Linked DNA regions of Homo sapiens: region 2 is linked to region 1. Evidence: chromatin loops called from intact Hi-C (ENCODE). Cell type or tissue: Caco-2. All regions are shown on one strand.

Evidence for each region. Peaks named below come from ENCODE experiments on the same cell type or tissue, not always from the same donor. Only the 100,000 strongest peaks of a DNase experiment are listed, where the experiment ranks them.
Region 2: a loop joins it to region 1, with 5 times the contacts of the local background. A loop is called at or near these places in 1 of 110 quality-filtered maps.

What each region holds. Positions count from the first base shown.
Region 1 is chr7:13,012,600-13,020,599 of GRCh38, reverse strand. The region is part of intron 1 of LOC105375158 (a long non-coding RNA gene); the gene reads right to left. Among named protein-coding and RNA genes, the nearest start is that of ARL4A, 330 kb to the right of the region's middle. RefSeq lists enhancers at 2,859-3,474, 2,784-3,983. In Caco-2, no CTCF peak of the experiment used is centred here; DNase peaks (open chromatin) are centred at 3,099, 3,789 and 4,299; H3K4me3 peaks cover 1,824 bases.
Region 2 is chr7:12,893,926-12,901,925 of GRCh38, reverse strand. No RefSeq gene overlaps it. Among named protein-coding and RNA genes, the nearest start is that of ARL4A, 210 kb to the right of the region's middle. In Caco-2, no CTCF peak of the experiment used is centred here; a DNase peak (open chromatin) is centred at 3,085.

The DNA.
Region 1 (8,000 bases):
AGGTGGAGAGGACTAAAACCCAGATCGTAGAGAGTAGCGACGTCCAGTGCAACCCTTAGCTTAAGCACAGCTGCCTAGCTAAGGCCAGTCTAGAAGAGCCAATCATAAGTCAACTAGCAGACACGCGAGAAATAAAATCGTATCGTCACATTCCACTGAGATTCTATGGTTGTTTCTTACACAGCAATAGCTAATGGAATGTTAATGGCTCGCAAAAGTATTTCTCTATGCCCGACTTTTCTCTATTTATCATGTCCAACACCAAAGTTCTGACATCTTTCCTCAAACATGCTCCTCATTGTCTTTCTCATCTAGTTAATGGTAACTGCACATTCTACTCAAATACAAAAAAATCCCTTGGAGTCATCTTTCACTATTTCTTCCTCTCACTCCCTCTTACAATCTTTCAGTAAATCCTATCAGCTTTAGCTTCAGGATTTGACCAAATTTCATTATTTTCAGCGCTATTACTTGTGTCCTACTTGCATCATTTCTTTCCATGGTATTGCAATGGTCTCCTAACTGGACTCTCTGCTTCTGCTCTTATCCCAAATAATGCTAGTTTTGGGATTAGATTTAAGATTAGTCCTAAGATTAGTCAGAATGCTAAGTTCAATCATGTCATTTCTGAACCCAAATCCCTCAACCACATTTCATGTGAAAAAAATTTTAAATGTGAATTACTTTTGATCAAATAATCCCATTTTCAAAAAAAAAAACACAAATAATGAGAAGAATATGTAGATCTATATCCATAAGGATATTTATTACAGGTTTATTTATAAAAAAAGAAAAACAAGAAAAATCAACCTAAATATCCAACTTAAAAGGCTTATAAAAATATGGTATAGCTATATCATGAAAATAGTACAACTGAAAAAATGCAAACGGAAACATCGTGTAGACTAATAATCACTTTAATCATGTGGTATGGAAACACGTGAAATCAACCACCTTGCCAACCATATTGATATTAATAACCCAATTTTTTGTAAAATATTATTTAATAATTAATGAATAAGTAGATATACATCAAAATTAAAACTATCTCTGTGTCTAGAAAATAAGAAAATTGTGTTTTTTTTGTGGTGGGGGTTGTTTGTGGTTTGAGAGATTTTTTTTTAAATTTTCACAGTGAAAGCAGCTACTTAATCCAAAAAACAAAATATCTATGATACATACCTACATCTAGGGAGCAAGAAAATCCTGTTGTTTTCATCCAAACCACAGCTTTTAAAAAGCAAGACAAAACTTTAGGTGACAAATGTATCATAAGTATCATAATTCCTACCTTAGCACTGCCTGAGTAAGACTTCACAGGAAGTTTAGAAAGATAATCCAGAACTTCAAGACTAAAACTGTACCAGAAGAAATTAGATCTGTTGATATATATGTATTTTAAATCAACTACAATTATTCATTTATGTCCGTTCCCATTTGAAATAGCTGCACTGAGCACCTGAGTGGCTCTGGAGTGAATATGTGTAAGATCTTAGAAGAGGCCACATGTGTTTGTTCCTGACTCAGGCCCTCAGTGGCTGAGCTGAAATAGATGGCCTTCCATGGTGATTTTGAACAAAACAGTTTTGAATTGTTTTAATCCAAGTCATATATTGTGAACTTTCCACCCAAGGTAGACCATTGCTTGCGGACGTAAGAAACATTGATATTGAAGTGCAAATTAATGGGGCAGATACAAATAATAATTTTGCAAGTGTGTCTCCTGATTTATCAGATTCATAATTTGCATTCATCTCACCAATTTTCTTATTTAGCTTATTTCTTAGTTATTTCTTGTATTTCAAAAACATAGGAGAGTACAAAAGTACTGTATTCATTTTAGTCTTTCATTTATTGAAAAACTATTCTATCCTTGCCCAGAATGTGTTATTTGGATTTGCAAGAACTGGAAAGTAGCCTTAGCATTTTTTATCTTTTCATTTACAAATAAAAATCAAGAAATTATTTTAAAAATGAATTTAAGTGCAAAATGCAAGAATTACAAATACTAGCTCACTGAATCATTTTTTCATACCCTAACACATATTTCAACTCAGTGTAAATTTTAACATACAGTCAATCCTTAATTCAAACATAACAAAGCAAGTAATCTTTAAATTAATTTGCCAAAAATATTAATATTCTGCGTGAATATTTAATATTGAATACTTCTTTAAAATATTTCTTTAAAATATTCTACATAAATATTTTTTAAAAATAAATTTAAACATACTATTTGGCTATTTGTAAATAATTTTTTTTAATATTAGAAGGTATCTTTTTATTACACAGAAACTCAAATCAAGAAATAATTTTTAAATCCCTAAAAAGGGGGCAAAATATATTTGTAAATATCTCTCCTTAAAGGAAGACAATTCACTTTAGGAAGGTAGAAGAAATGAAACCCTGTGGAAACTGCTGCAGGGTAAGCTTCTCACACAGTAAGGAGGCAGGGCTAAATCCTAAACTCAAGAGTTCAGATTCTATTTCCTTAAGACCTTTGTGGTTTTATAGTCTGGCCAATTTACACAAAGAGGAAAACAGAAAACAAAGGTAGTCATTGCCCTAAACATTACTTGTGAAAATTTAGAGCCACATTTTTTCACCTTGGGTAGGAAGAAAAAAAAAGAAGAGGAAGAAAGAGACAGAGGGAAATAGAAAGCAAGCAAGCAAAGGAGCTTATTTATCTCCAGAAAATTCATTATTTTCCCAATGGTGGGTAAGCTGGAACAGGAAGGCAACACCAGTTTTATTTTGGATGATAAATGTTATCTTGTGCAATTTCACATATAAGGTGTGTTCCTTCTCCTGCCTACTAAGTTAAGGCATGTGGGCGTCTGAACATTTGGCTTAGAGCTAAAAATGCCACGCCGAGATTTGTCTTTGCTCTATAGGACTCAAACTGGCAGAAGAACATAAACATGGTATGTAAAACTTGGTGTTCCTGCTCCTCCTTTAAGACTTAAAACAAACAGACTGGAATCCTACAGCTGTGGATGACTCAGATCCACAAAGGAGACAACTTCAAAAGCAGCCTCTCTAGTCTCCCTTTCATCCTATCAGTAGCGAATTGATTAGACTGCTCTCCCATTATCCAAAGCATTCCACACTCTGTGGGCCTCACACAACCTTTGTGTGCTAGAGAAGCTGAGGCTCCCACACAAAGAAAAAGAGAGAAAGGTCACCCAGGACTGGCAGGTATGGATCTCATTGAAAGCAATCACAAAAATCACATTGAAAAAAATCTATGTAAATCAAACTAGATAATCTGTGCAATATCACTAACTGATTCATTTTCTTCACTTCAGATCTTCAAATCTTGTCCTTTAATATCTGTTTCTTGACATTTTATATGTAATGTACATATATAATGTATTGGAGAGAAAAGCAATTATGAAGGCGGCTTTTGAAGTCTGTGAGTCATGTGAAGTTACAAAGTTCAGTGAGAAACAGCTTGAAAATGGAAATTCAGTCAAAGATGAGTGATTCAACCTGGCAAAGCTTTGTTAATCGGTGCTTTAAAGTAACACAATGATTAAAATATAATCATTGTTTTTTAAATTTTTATTTCAAAATATCTTGCCACCTTCTTAGCATAAGGATATATGCATTTTAGCTGAATGGATGTTTTTCAAAATCTGTTTGTGAAGAATGTTAGTGAAACAGGAAAGGTTCCCTTGTCCCCCTTGGAGGGCGTGCAACAGGGTGACTGGCTTGCTTCTTCATTGCCCACTTCTCAAACCTCTAGGGGAGCATACAGACGGCAGGCTGTGAGGCTCCGACCCCACGTCAGTGTCTTGGGGTGAGTGTTTACAGCTGAAGCATCGGTGGGTGTGTGTTACAGGGTACTCTCTTAGTTGGCCATCTATAGGCGGCTTGTGTCAACCAGCTCAGTTAGACCCCCTTCCGTATCACAAGGACAGGGGGATTTCTGTATCCTAGGATTTCTTGCTTTGGTGTACTGGAAGAATCAGATCACATGTGGGCTTGGAGAATGAGTGCAAGGTTTTATTGAGTAGAAGTACCTCTCAGCACATGTGGGAGCCAGATGGGAGATGGTTTTCCCCTGGACCAAGTGGCTGGACTTTTCTCTGACTGCTCCAGCCAAACTCCATGTCCTTCCGCTGGTCGATGGCCTGCAGGTGCCCATCAGCGTGCTCGTCTGCTGGCGTGCTCTCAATGACCAGCCACTTGTGTCTTCTTCCCCGGATGTGTTCCTCTCCACATCTAGCTGCTTCTGTGTGTCTGCCCACTAGGGTCTCGGGTTTTTATCAAGATGGGGGCATGGTGGGCCAGGGTAGTCCTAGAAAATGCAACATTTGGGCAGGAAAGCAGGAGTGGCTGTCTTCACCTAGGCCCGTGGGGGTGGAGCCCTAGCCAGGGACCCGCCTTTCTCTTACCCAGCACTTCCCTTCCCCCTTCCATATAATTTAAAGGGACCATGCTCTTTCCTTCCCAGCACTCCCCTATCATTAGCATGGTTATTATGTAAGACTTGCTATGTCAGCAAATAAGTTTATTGTATCATACACGAATTAGGCAACTTTTATCGTCTTTTAAGATGTAAAGAATTCCATCATCATAACAAGCAATTCCGTGCAGTTGTGAACACACTCTCTGTTCTATGGCTGTGAGTTTGAAATGTCATCTATAATCTAAAGAATGGATGAAGTTTAGATTTCTTGGAGTTGGGCTATAATAAACTCAAGACATCATCATTCTCTGTAACGCTCATTCCTGGCTCTATGGTGTGGATACATAGTTACTGGATTTCTCAGGTGTTCCAGGAAATGCAATTTAAAGGAAAGGAAGAAAGGAGACATCTTTCTAGACAGCTTTAAGCTAGTTATTTTTCACATTTCTTTTCTTTGTTAATATAAATATTTCAAATACAAGATAAAAAAGGAGGTCCAACCTATGTGTATATGAAGCCATAGACGTACCACCAGATGCAATTCAGGGGTCTAAACACCATAGCTGAACAGGGCTGCCTTTGCACTTGACATAAAATGCAGATTATCTTCCAGTTCTACTGCCATTTTCTTTCCTTCTATTGATGAGTTTTCTATTACCTGCTGGACTATTGTGTTACTAGTAGTAACACACAGTTCTTTGTACAGAAGGACCATCCACAAAATAAGCAGTCCTTTAGCCGTTGCAAAGCCTGTTTTTAGAACTAAATACATTCTTCCCAAAATGTGAGGGTTTTATCAGGTTGGTAAAGGAAGAAGTAAAATATAGAGAAAAAGAAGAATATTCACTTTTGAGCCTTTGCATTCCTTAAATAACAACAGTCCTTGTTTCTCTCAATTCCATCAAAGCATATTTTTTCATTTATCATTTTAAATTCTGAATATTGTAAGCAACAAATGAGGAAAACTGGGGAGTAGAAGATATGGAATCTGTCAGTTTATTCCTAGATTTCAGGTGGAAAAATATGAAGTGACCTATTATGCCCCTGTATAAGGATTTTTGATTCTTCAAAAAGCCATAAAATTAATCATGATTAAAATTACTTTATAGTGTCAGATCTCTGGTATAGCATAAACAAATTTAATCTTTACTTATTGGTAGTAGTAGTAAAGCATAATGGGCCTTTTATATGGTGAGCCAAAAATATTTTTTTGTTAATATTTTCTTCTTTTGGATAACTTGGACTATTCAGTTGACATTTAGTCAGCTATTCTTGCAGTAATATAAGCCATTCTGTCCACTGGATTCATTCTCCTCTAAAGTGGTGTTTCACTCCAAATTGTGGGTGGTTCTGATTGCTAGTGTTACCTAACTGAAAAGATGACTTTTTCAGATAGCTAACTTTAAAAACAGATGTCTACACAAAAGTAGAGTAAATAAATAAACCATATAATAAGAATGGCTAGTAGCTACCTTCTAAAGTTGAAACAGTATTGTGCAGGAAAACATAAAAATTAGAATGCAAATAATTGTCTTTTGCTGATAGAGTTTAAAATTTAACAAAATAGACAAAAAAGCATACATGTGTTTACATGAATCTTCTTGTATACAGCAATGTGAAATTTACTTAAATCTCCTTCAACTTGTATTCATTTTGCTAACTCTGGATCAATATTTTAACATCAGCTTTTAAAAAGCAGATCTCAATAAATACTATCTCATCCGAATGCCTGCATTTTTCAATTTTATATTGAAAGGGTAATACTGAGTTATCACTTCTACTCATCATATTATCCTAAAACAGGGTTTTTTAAAATGTGATCTATGCAGGAGGTCCCTGAAACCCTTTTTGGGATCTATTAGGTCAAAACTATTTCATACTAATACTAAGATATTATTTTCCATTTTATACTGATTTTCTCATGAGAGTACAGTAAAATATTCCAGAGGCTACATGACATGATATTGCAAGAGATTAAGTGCTGAAGCAGATATAAGACTCCAGCTGTCTTTTCTAAACCAGACATTAATGAGCTTTGCAAAAATGTAGAACAAGGCCAATTTTCTCATTTTTTTTGTTGTAGAAACATTTTTCACAAAACCTACTATTTATGTTAATATATAATAGATTTGTTTTTGCTGTTTGAAACCGATGAATAAATATTTTTGAACGTCTCAATTTTAATTTCTAACATGGTAAACACTGACAGATATTAAGTACATAAGAAAAAGTTATTTGGATTCCTCAATAATTTTAATAAGTATTTGAAAATCTTGGCCTTAGAACATACTTGAGCTTTACGATATATTTCTTTTATAAAACTTAAAAATTAAAATAAATTCTGAATTCAGGTACCGGTCCTACCATTTTCTTTGAATCTGCATTTTTCACCTACAGTAATGTGGCCATAGAATAAGAGCTCAGTAAATACCTTTAATTGATTGACAGGCAATGTTTCATTTGGAGAAAAAAGAAAAGACAACATAAATTTATAGACACTTGGCAAACTACAGATATCCCCTTTGCTGGCTATTTCATTAAGTTGTATCAGTTTTCCTCTACCAGATTTTCCTGATAGTGTAGCAAACTATCTAGAAAAATAATACTCCAAGCAGTACTGAAGATAATGAATCTGTTAGGTCTAAAAGTAATGATAGATAATGTCTGGATGTGAACTTGCATCTTCATTTATTTAATGAGTTCTCTGTTCTCTCCCCAGGCATGGTACAGTGTAGCTAGTATAAAGTTGGTCTGGTAATGTTTAATATCATTCCACCCGGCATATTAAAATCAGAGCTGTTCCCACAAGAGGCGTCAGAAAAATCAAAGGCCATTTTACCGATCTCCTACATAATTCTGAGTCATTCTTCTCCTGTCCTGATCTGACATATTCTCATTTGAATTAAAACCTAGGACACATAAATTGAGATTGTTCAATAGATCTAACTTTTTCTCAGCCAAACTCTCTTGGGACCAGAAATACTAAACACTGAATTTGTTCTCCCAAACTTGGGTGTAGAATTCATTTTTTTCATTTCTGATTGATGGTTGCTAACACTTTGACTACCAAGAAAGTCTCAAATGTGGTCTTGATTTCATAAAACAAGTCTAGATAAGGAATATTTTCCCTACATGCTAAAGCATAACTAAAAACAAAGAGTATTTCTCTTATTTGGACTGGAGTATTTCTCTTAATTGTACCCTTCTATCCATTGCTGTTCTAGATAGAATGAAATTTCTAACTAGCTGGGCACCACCAAGTTTAGCATGTTAGCGTACATTTTATCAGGTGAATCGATTAAGTGATCCATGTGCAGGATGGCACTCCCTCCATCACACAACCCCAATTGGAATCATGAAGCTGATCTTTTCAACAAGTGGAGGGTGGTGTGATAGAAATTGATCAGACTGTTAAGCCAGGAAGGCCTATATTTCAGATTCAGCCTTGCCGCTTGCTAGCTTTGTGATATTGACAAGTTCATTTTAACCACCCTGAACCTCAGTTTCCTTTCTGTAAAACTGAGAAAAGCAATGGATATGGTGAAGAACAGGTATGAGGCTATATGTAAAAAAAGTCCTAGCACAT
Region 2 (8,000 bases), 120 kb after region 1:
TCTCCACCCTGTCGATGATCTATAGAAACCCTCCAGCAGAGGAAATCAGAGAGTTTCACCATCATTCCCCCCAATGCCATAGAGTCTTTCTCCATGTGCTGCTGCCTTTCTAGAAAAGATCCGTTGACTAACAGAAAAAGGGGTACATTCCATGTCTATAGCCTCCTTGTTCACCCACAGGTCTCTCTCACTAAAGGAGAAATGAATAATTCAGCTCTGATTAAGTTTATTTTCTACTTTTTCATTCTCTGTCACTCTTTTAAGTTGCTTGAATGAATCTTTAATTTCTTTCCAAGAGTCACATGAATTTTCTTTATTCATTTTCTCTTCTCTCTCTTTTCCTGTTAAGTATACCTCTTCTTCTTCCCTAGACCTAAATCTACACTGGTGACTTATTATTTCATGGCATTCCTTAGAAATTGTGTAATCATCGTTTACCAGGAGCACGAAGAGTTGTGGATGTTTTCCCACCCCGAAATTGTCTGAATGTACCAGAATGGTCTTTGTACAGGTGAGGTCAGTTCTAGCATTTAATCATAAAAATAGTTAGCAATATAGCACTTACTATGAGCCATACAGTATTCTAGCTGCTTTTAATACATTAATACATCTAGTTTCATAACAGCCCTGTGAGTTTAGAAATGACTGACATCATCCTAATGTTATAAATGAATTTGAGACCCAGAAAGACTAAGTTTATTGTCCAAGATTTTACAGACTATAACAGATAGTGCTAGGCATACACCCAAGGCAGCTTCACTCTCTGGTGTGTGCTCTGAACTGCTGCCTGCCCTATACCATGTCACCAAGAATGTAACTTAAGTGAAATCTGAGCTTGCCAAATTAAAAAAGTCATACCACTGTAACATCATTTTAATATATGCCTACATTTAAATACACCATCTGTAGTGTCTCACAATTAGAACTTCTCCCCACCGGCCGGGCACGGTGGCTCAGGCCTGTAATCCCAGCACTTTCGGAGGCGGAGGCGGGCGAATCACGAGGTCAGGAGGTAGAGACGATCCTGGCTAACACGGTGAAACTCTGTCTCTACTCAAAATACAAAAAATTAGCCGGGCGCGGTGGCTCACGCCTGTAATCCCAGCACTTTGGGAGGCAGAGGCGGGCGGATCATGAGGTTAGGAGATCGAGACCATCCTGGCTAACATGGTGAAACCCCGCCTCCACTAAAAATACAAAAAATTAGCCGGGCATGGTGGCGGGTGCCTGTAGTCCCAGCTACTCGGGAGGCTGAGGCAGGAGAATGGCGTGAACCCGGGAGGCGGAGCTTGCAGTGAGCCGAGATCGCATCACTGCACTCCGGCCTAGGCGACAGAGCGAGACTCTGTCTCAAAAAAAAAAAAAAAAGAACTTCCCCCCACCCCCACCTTACAATTGGCTAATAAAAAGAAAATGAAATAAATAAATTTCATAAAATTATCCTACAAATCACGGTAGGAATAACAGAAAAAGGATATAATCTGTCTAGGCTCCAAAAATAAATAATTTTCATCTTTAAGTACGAATAAGACATTTGTGGAACTATTTCACATAACCATGGATATTTTGTGTGCAACCCAAGAAAGTAACAAATGATTCAAAAACAATAAAAGTCTTTTGGAATTTAAATCTTACATCATGTCTTTCTTCTGGTGAACTCTGTCTGCCATGCTTCTTTCCCTATGTGGCATTACTCTTAACATTCTCTTCTCTCCCACCAGCCATTAGCCAGTCATCTGTCATGCTTCCAACAAAGAAACTGCTATTATGAAAAAGGCACGCTCACACAGAAAATTATTAAATGTCCTTTATATCAACGTTGTAACAAGCAATTAATCCTGGATTTCTTCCATATGGTCAAATTGTAAAAGGAAAGAATGCAAATTATGGAGTTTTTTTTTTTTAAGACAAAAAGGTATTTCAGTAAATCTTGGTTTTAGTATTTGATGCCTGATTTTCCCAGTTAAACTGATTTATCTTCTAGTTCTATATTATTTTCCAATAAATTTATATTAATAAATGACTTTTTTATAAGTAGAAATGACCACATTCAACCTTACAATTAATATACTTACATATATTTGTAACATGTACATCAGCTTGTATTTTTGTATTTTTCGTAAAGCACAAAAACATTAAAATAAAAGCATATTTTTTCAATTTCCCACCCACATAGTCATCTACATGTATATCCTAGGTATTTCCAAAATTAGTTAAATAATAACATTATTATTAATATAACATTGGGCCGGGCAGATGGTTTTTCGATTTAAAATGTCATTTCTTATATAATATCTAATTTCATTGTTTGCAAATTTTATAAACTTGATTTTTATGACCTGGGAAGTTGAGTCAATGTGGAATTCAATAAGTGGCATTTAAATAATGGTAAAGCACAAGTTCAAGATTGCTCTGGCTTCCCCCACGAATGCCAAATAGAAACATGATATTCCGGTGTTGTGGACACATCTCAGAAAGCAGCTTCCTTTGTGTAAGAAGCCCTAGTCTTGACAAACTACATTTTTTCTGCAGTCAAACACATGTCAGTCATTCATTTCTAAATGGACAAGAAACACAGCAAAACCTGATTTTAGAAGTGCTGTGTCAAAACCAAACATATTCTGAATTTTATTGTTCTTAAACATCGGGCTCAGAGATCTGTTTATGAATATCACATGTATCAGTGCTGCTAAAAACAAGTCATTCTGCAGGGGTAAGGACAGGGATTGTTTGTGCATGAGGTGCTTAATAACTTTTTTGCTCTGCAGATTGTAATCCCCTCTGGTGTTTCAACTGAACACTCAGGTTTTTAAGGAATCTGGGGGCCTTGTCTGCTCACTAATTAGCTCTCTCTTCTATCGTGAAACTAGGTTAGAATCTTCCACTTTCACATCAAAATATCAGACTTACTTCTGTTGCATCCTTTCACTCACTCAATCAACAATCTCCATTCTTGCAACTAGTGTTTTATTTTTTGAGCATGTGTTATGTGACAGAAACTGTCTTAGCACTCTCCTAGGAATTCAGGCAATAAAGATTAGTTAAATTCTCAAACATACACTAAGCACATACTGTGCCGGGTGTTGATTGGGCCTGGCTGTACAGAGGGAAGATAAAGAGTCCATATCCAGACAGTTGATATTCTAGCTTGGGATACTGGTTAGCAAAGCAATGACTCAAGTAGTCCGATTTGTGTGATAATGTCTAACTGACTACAGTTAGGCATAATGTGCTACAATTATGATATAAGTAGATACAGAGGGTTATGCGCTTGTATAGAAAACAAGTGGAAGAGCTTTCAGACATCTTCCAGAAGCGTGTGCATCTTTGAAGGAATAAAGAAGAGGAGGGCTCTGCCAAGGAAACCAATAAAATGAGGTATTTCCAGGCAGAAGAAGTTTACGTGTGGAGGCAATGAATAGCATGCACCTCTCTAGGAACTACAGAGTACTTTGTGTAGCTGGAGCCCCGATTTCAAGGGATAGGTAAGGAGGAGTGGTGAGATGTGCTACTGGAGAGAAAGGGAGAGCCATAAAGGGCTCCTTTGACTGTGGAGTCTAGGGAAGATCATTAAGCGATGTTAAGCAGGACATGAAAATCCATCCAACTTGGATCTGAGGCACTCATAGTCATGTGGAAAATGGACTGATGCAGATGAGAGTATAAGGAGGCCAGTTAAGGAGCCATTGCAGTGATCCCTAAAGAGGTGGACGTGGGAGAGGATCTCCTCTCAGCACCAGAGACAGCACCAGTTTAGGTGCTGTCTTAAGCCCCTCAATAGCATGGTCTTGACCTTTCTTCTCTGGCTGTCATCATAAGACCAGCTGAGAGAAGTTACATTTATGGAGACATTGTCTGATAGGACATCTTGCTATGTGCTTGTCTACATTTTCTGACTCCTGTCCTTGAATTAAGTTGCACTAAAAAGCCATTAATTTAACCCTTTGTAGAAAAATTTCTGCTGAGTTTGATTATAATGACATAAAAAAAGTGTATGTTTGCTACTGAATATCTTTTAGAGATGTAACTATTACGCTGCATGTCTCCTATGTAAGATCTTATGTGATATACATATTTTAGATATAGAATGAGGAAAAAATTCTTTCAAAGATTATTTCTCTTGTTATTTGAAAATTAATTATAAGACCTACCATATATCTTTTTTGCTTTGGTTGCCATGAAGCTCAGACCCATTCCCCAACCCCCTAATATCAGAAACACTAATTCTACCCTCAAAATACAGTTGCTGTCTCCTTTTCTTGTATATGTGTCTTTTACTGTAAATCAACTCATGTGCACTTTGAAAGTAGCTAGTATACAAATATAAAAGAAATTGTATCATAGCATCTTCACATGGGTAATTCCTGCAGAATTTTTTTTAACATCTTAAACATAACACAATGTACTTCCATAAAAAATTATGTCAAAGGCTTAACATTTTTATTAGGCCATAGTAACATTTCTGATCTGTTTATAAGAGACCTAATTTTTTAAAGTGGGAAAACTATTTTTGTAACAGTGTTTTGAAAAATTTTAACTACCCAAATATAGGAATTTATTCATTTTTATCCACCTCCAGAGCATCTTAAAATTTATGGCTATTACATAAATGAGTTCTTCTAAAAAGAATTTACTACACACCAATGATATAAGAATATTACATGCTTACCACATCTAGTCTAACTCAGAAAGCTGTTACACTGCACTATTATCTTTAATCTAATCACTTGAAGCTATTGTAGACATAACTCTTAACAATCACAAATCCTCAAGAACAATTCTAGAAGGAAATGTTTCAACAAACATTTCAATAAATTTGGAGTGTGATTAATTTGTCAAAGAGAAATTAGAATAAACAGCTTATGAGTAGGTATGCTAGATGTTTGCCTTTTGATATGCAGCCCAGAAAGCTAACAGTAATGTTATGTAACCAGTCACTGTCAGAGAATTACCTCTAACATTGTGTAGACCACCTTCAATGCAGTCTGACATCCAACCTGAATTTAGGCTGCAAATATTAGTTGGGTACCCTCAGTCATATCTTAGTAACACCTTAAGGGTTTTGCTCATCCTATTTATAGTTTTATAACCTGTACATAATTTTATAATACCCATGATGCACTGTAGATTATTCAGGTCTTCTCAAACTCTTTTAACATAAAATATATCAGTCACTTCTCTCTGATATAAATCAGAAATAAATTTTTTTCCCTGAAATAAATCTTTTGCCCCAGTGTTAGGTATGCCTAAGAGAGGTGCTAATCCATTTATGATCTCAGACTTATTGAGCTGTTCTTCTTTATCTAATTCCTCCTGCGAGGGGCCTGGTTTTCCCTCTGCCCTTGTCTTTTCTGAACAAGTCATTATAAAGAAGAAATGTAGACAGCTGTGGAAGATTAAAAAAAAAGGGAAGTAGCCTTCCTTTTTTAACATAAGAACTGCTTAACTATTTAAAATGTAATTAATTGCATCATTCAAAAATGGAGAGAAATGCAAATATGGAAAAGGAGGAAATGCTGATCCTAACAAGATGAAAGAAAACATAATATAGTTGCCACCATTTGAGGGAGAGTGTTGATAAAGGAAAGAAGTTCATTTAAATCTATCAATAGGTGAACCTATCTTTTTTGGAATTTATAAGATTGTCAGGGGCATGAAAACACAAGGCCTCTGTGAAATGCCATTATCTTTTTTAATACATGAATGTATTAGGCCATTCTTGTGTTGTTATTAAAAAAACCTAAGACTGCATAATTTATTAAAATAAAAAAAAGGTTTAATTGGCTCATGGTTCTGCAGGCTGTACAGAAGGCATCGTGGCATCTGGTTCTGGGGAGGCCTTAGGAAGATTCCAATCATGGTGAAAGGCGATGCAGGAGCAGGCACATCACACGGTGAAAGTGGGAATCAGAGAGAGAGAGTGGGGGAGGGAGGTGCCACACACTTTTAAATGACCAGATCTCAGGAGAACTCACTATCGAGCAAGACAGCACCAAGCCACGACAGACCCACTCCGTGATCCAAACACCCCCCATCAGGCCCCACCTCCAGCACTGGGGATTACAATTCAACATGAGATTTGAGTAGGGACAAATATCCAAACGAAATGAAATTCATGAAGATTAAATTAACAGAAGGATTAAGAAAGACAGGCTTTAAGTGAAACATAATAGCACTTTCAATCTAATTCTGTATTCTGAATAAGTGGATTGTAAATTATATTAAGCTAAAAGTATTTAACCAAGATCTAAGTTAAGTTAAGCCATAAAAATGAATAATAAACTTGATGGGGAAGTGCAACCATTTATCAGTTACTAAAAGGACATAGCTGAATTTGAATCTAGCTTTTTAAAATCGTAAACTATTTTAAGGGACACATTTCACATTCCTGTGATTGTGAGAGCCAGTTTTGAAACAAAGAAAGCCTTAATTAGAGTCAGATGCAAGACTTCTTCCAATTGCCAATTTCAGTTTTCTGGAAAATACCCATTTGTTCGGCATGCAGTCTTTCTTGCAAATCCTTTGCAGCTAATGGTCAGCTGCAAGAAGTTCGACATTTTAACTTTGAACAATTTGTTCTACTTGAGAAGTAAAGGCATGCTAAATGATAACCAATTTGTAAGAAAATTCAGCACAGCAATGGAACTCTTCAGATAATGCCCAAGGCCATTGGATTCCATCCCTTTCTTAGATCTGAGTCCAAAAGATGGTTTCTTCCCACAGCAACTCGAAGATCAACCAACCTTAAGATTTCCTCACAAATGTCAGGTAGCTAAGTAACCCTGACAGGTTTATGTATATCATATTATTTAATTCACACAATATTCTTATAAAAAGAGCTCTATAAGTTGTCCCAGGTTTATAGCCAACAAAATGGAGCTTAAGATAATTTAAGTAACATAGCATGAAACTGGCCAAAAAAAATTTTTAAAAAGTTATAAGTAAGGGGCATCCAACTGAAAATCTCATGTACTTTCTAATATACTATATAGAATTTATCTCAATGTCCTATAGCCTTAACATAGAAATAATCTAAAATTGGTAGAACTTTGGAGAGGCTTTCCATGAGATCACTCATTAGGGAGATTCTGAAATCATTCACTATATACAGGTAAAAAATAGAAGTTACATGCTATTGAGACATTTTATGGTTCACAGGGTCAGACATGTTTTCCAGCTATAAATTGCAATGTTTCATCCGCATTTTTTTCTTCTTAATTTTTGTCACATATTTAACTGATTGATCACAGTTACAAACAGCAACATTAACCTTTTATTTTAAGTTGAGCATCTATAAAGTATCATTCACTGGAAGTTTGGGGATTTCTTGGTATGTTTTATAATGTCTTGAAAGATGGCCAACGTGTTTTGCTCCTCCAGCTTTCCTTAAAGTGTGAGGACAGCATGTTATAGGCACAAGTGTCAGTCTCACAAGTAGAGGCCTGAAATAAAAGCATGAGTCACAGAAATGTGTAAGAAGTGACTTTCCCTTCCTCTGCTCTACATTGACTTTGAAGAGCTTATCGATGGGGCAAAAGAATTCTCCATTAGTCTGGCCGGGCATGGTGGCTCACGTCTGTAATCCCAGCACTTTGGGAGGCCGAGACGGGTGGATCACGAGGTCAGGAGATCGAGACCATCCTGGCTAACACGGTGAAACCCCGTCTCTACTAAAAATACAAAAAATTAGCCGGGCGCGGTGGCGGGCGCCTGTAGTCCCAGCTACTAGGGAGGCAGAGGCAGGAGAATGGCGTGAACCCGGGAGGCGGAGCTTGCAGTGAGCCGAGATGGCGCCACTGCACTCCAGCCTGGACGACAGAGCGAAACTCGGTCTTAAAAAAAAAAAAAAAAAAAATTCTCCGTTAGTCAAAGAAAAGCATTAACTAAACCATTAACGGGGGAGTGAAGAAATCATTTCACAATGACACATCCCATGTCTGGGATCTTTTTTCCTGAATGAAGCAAGAGAAGTTGAAATTGTGCTTTTGTGGACAATATCC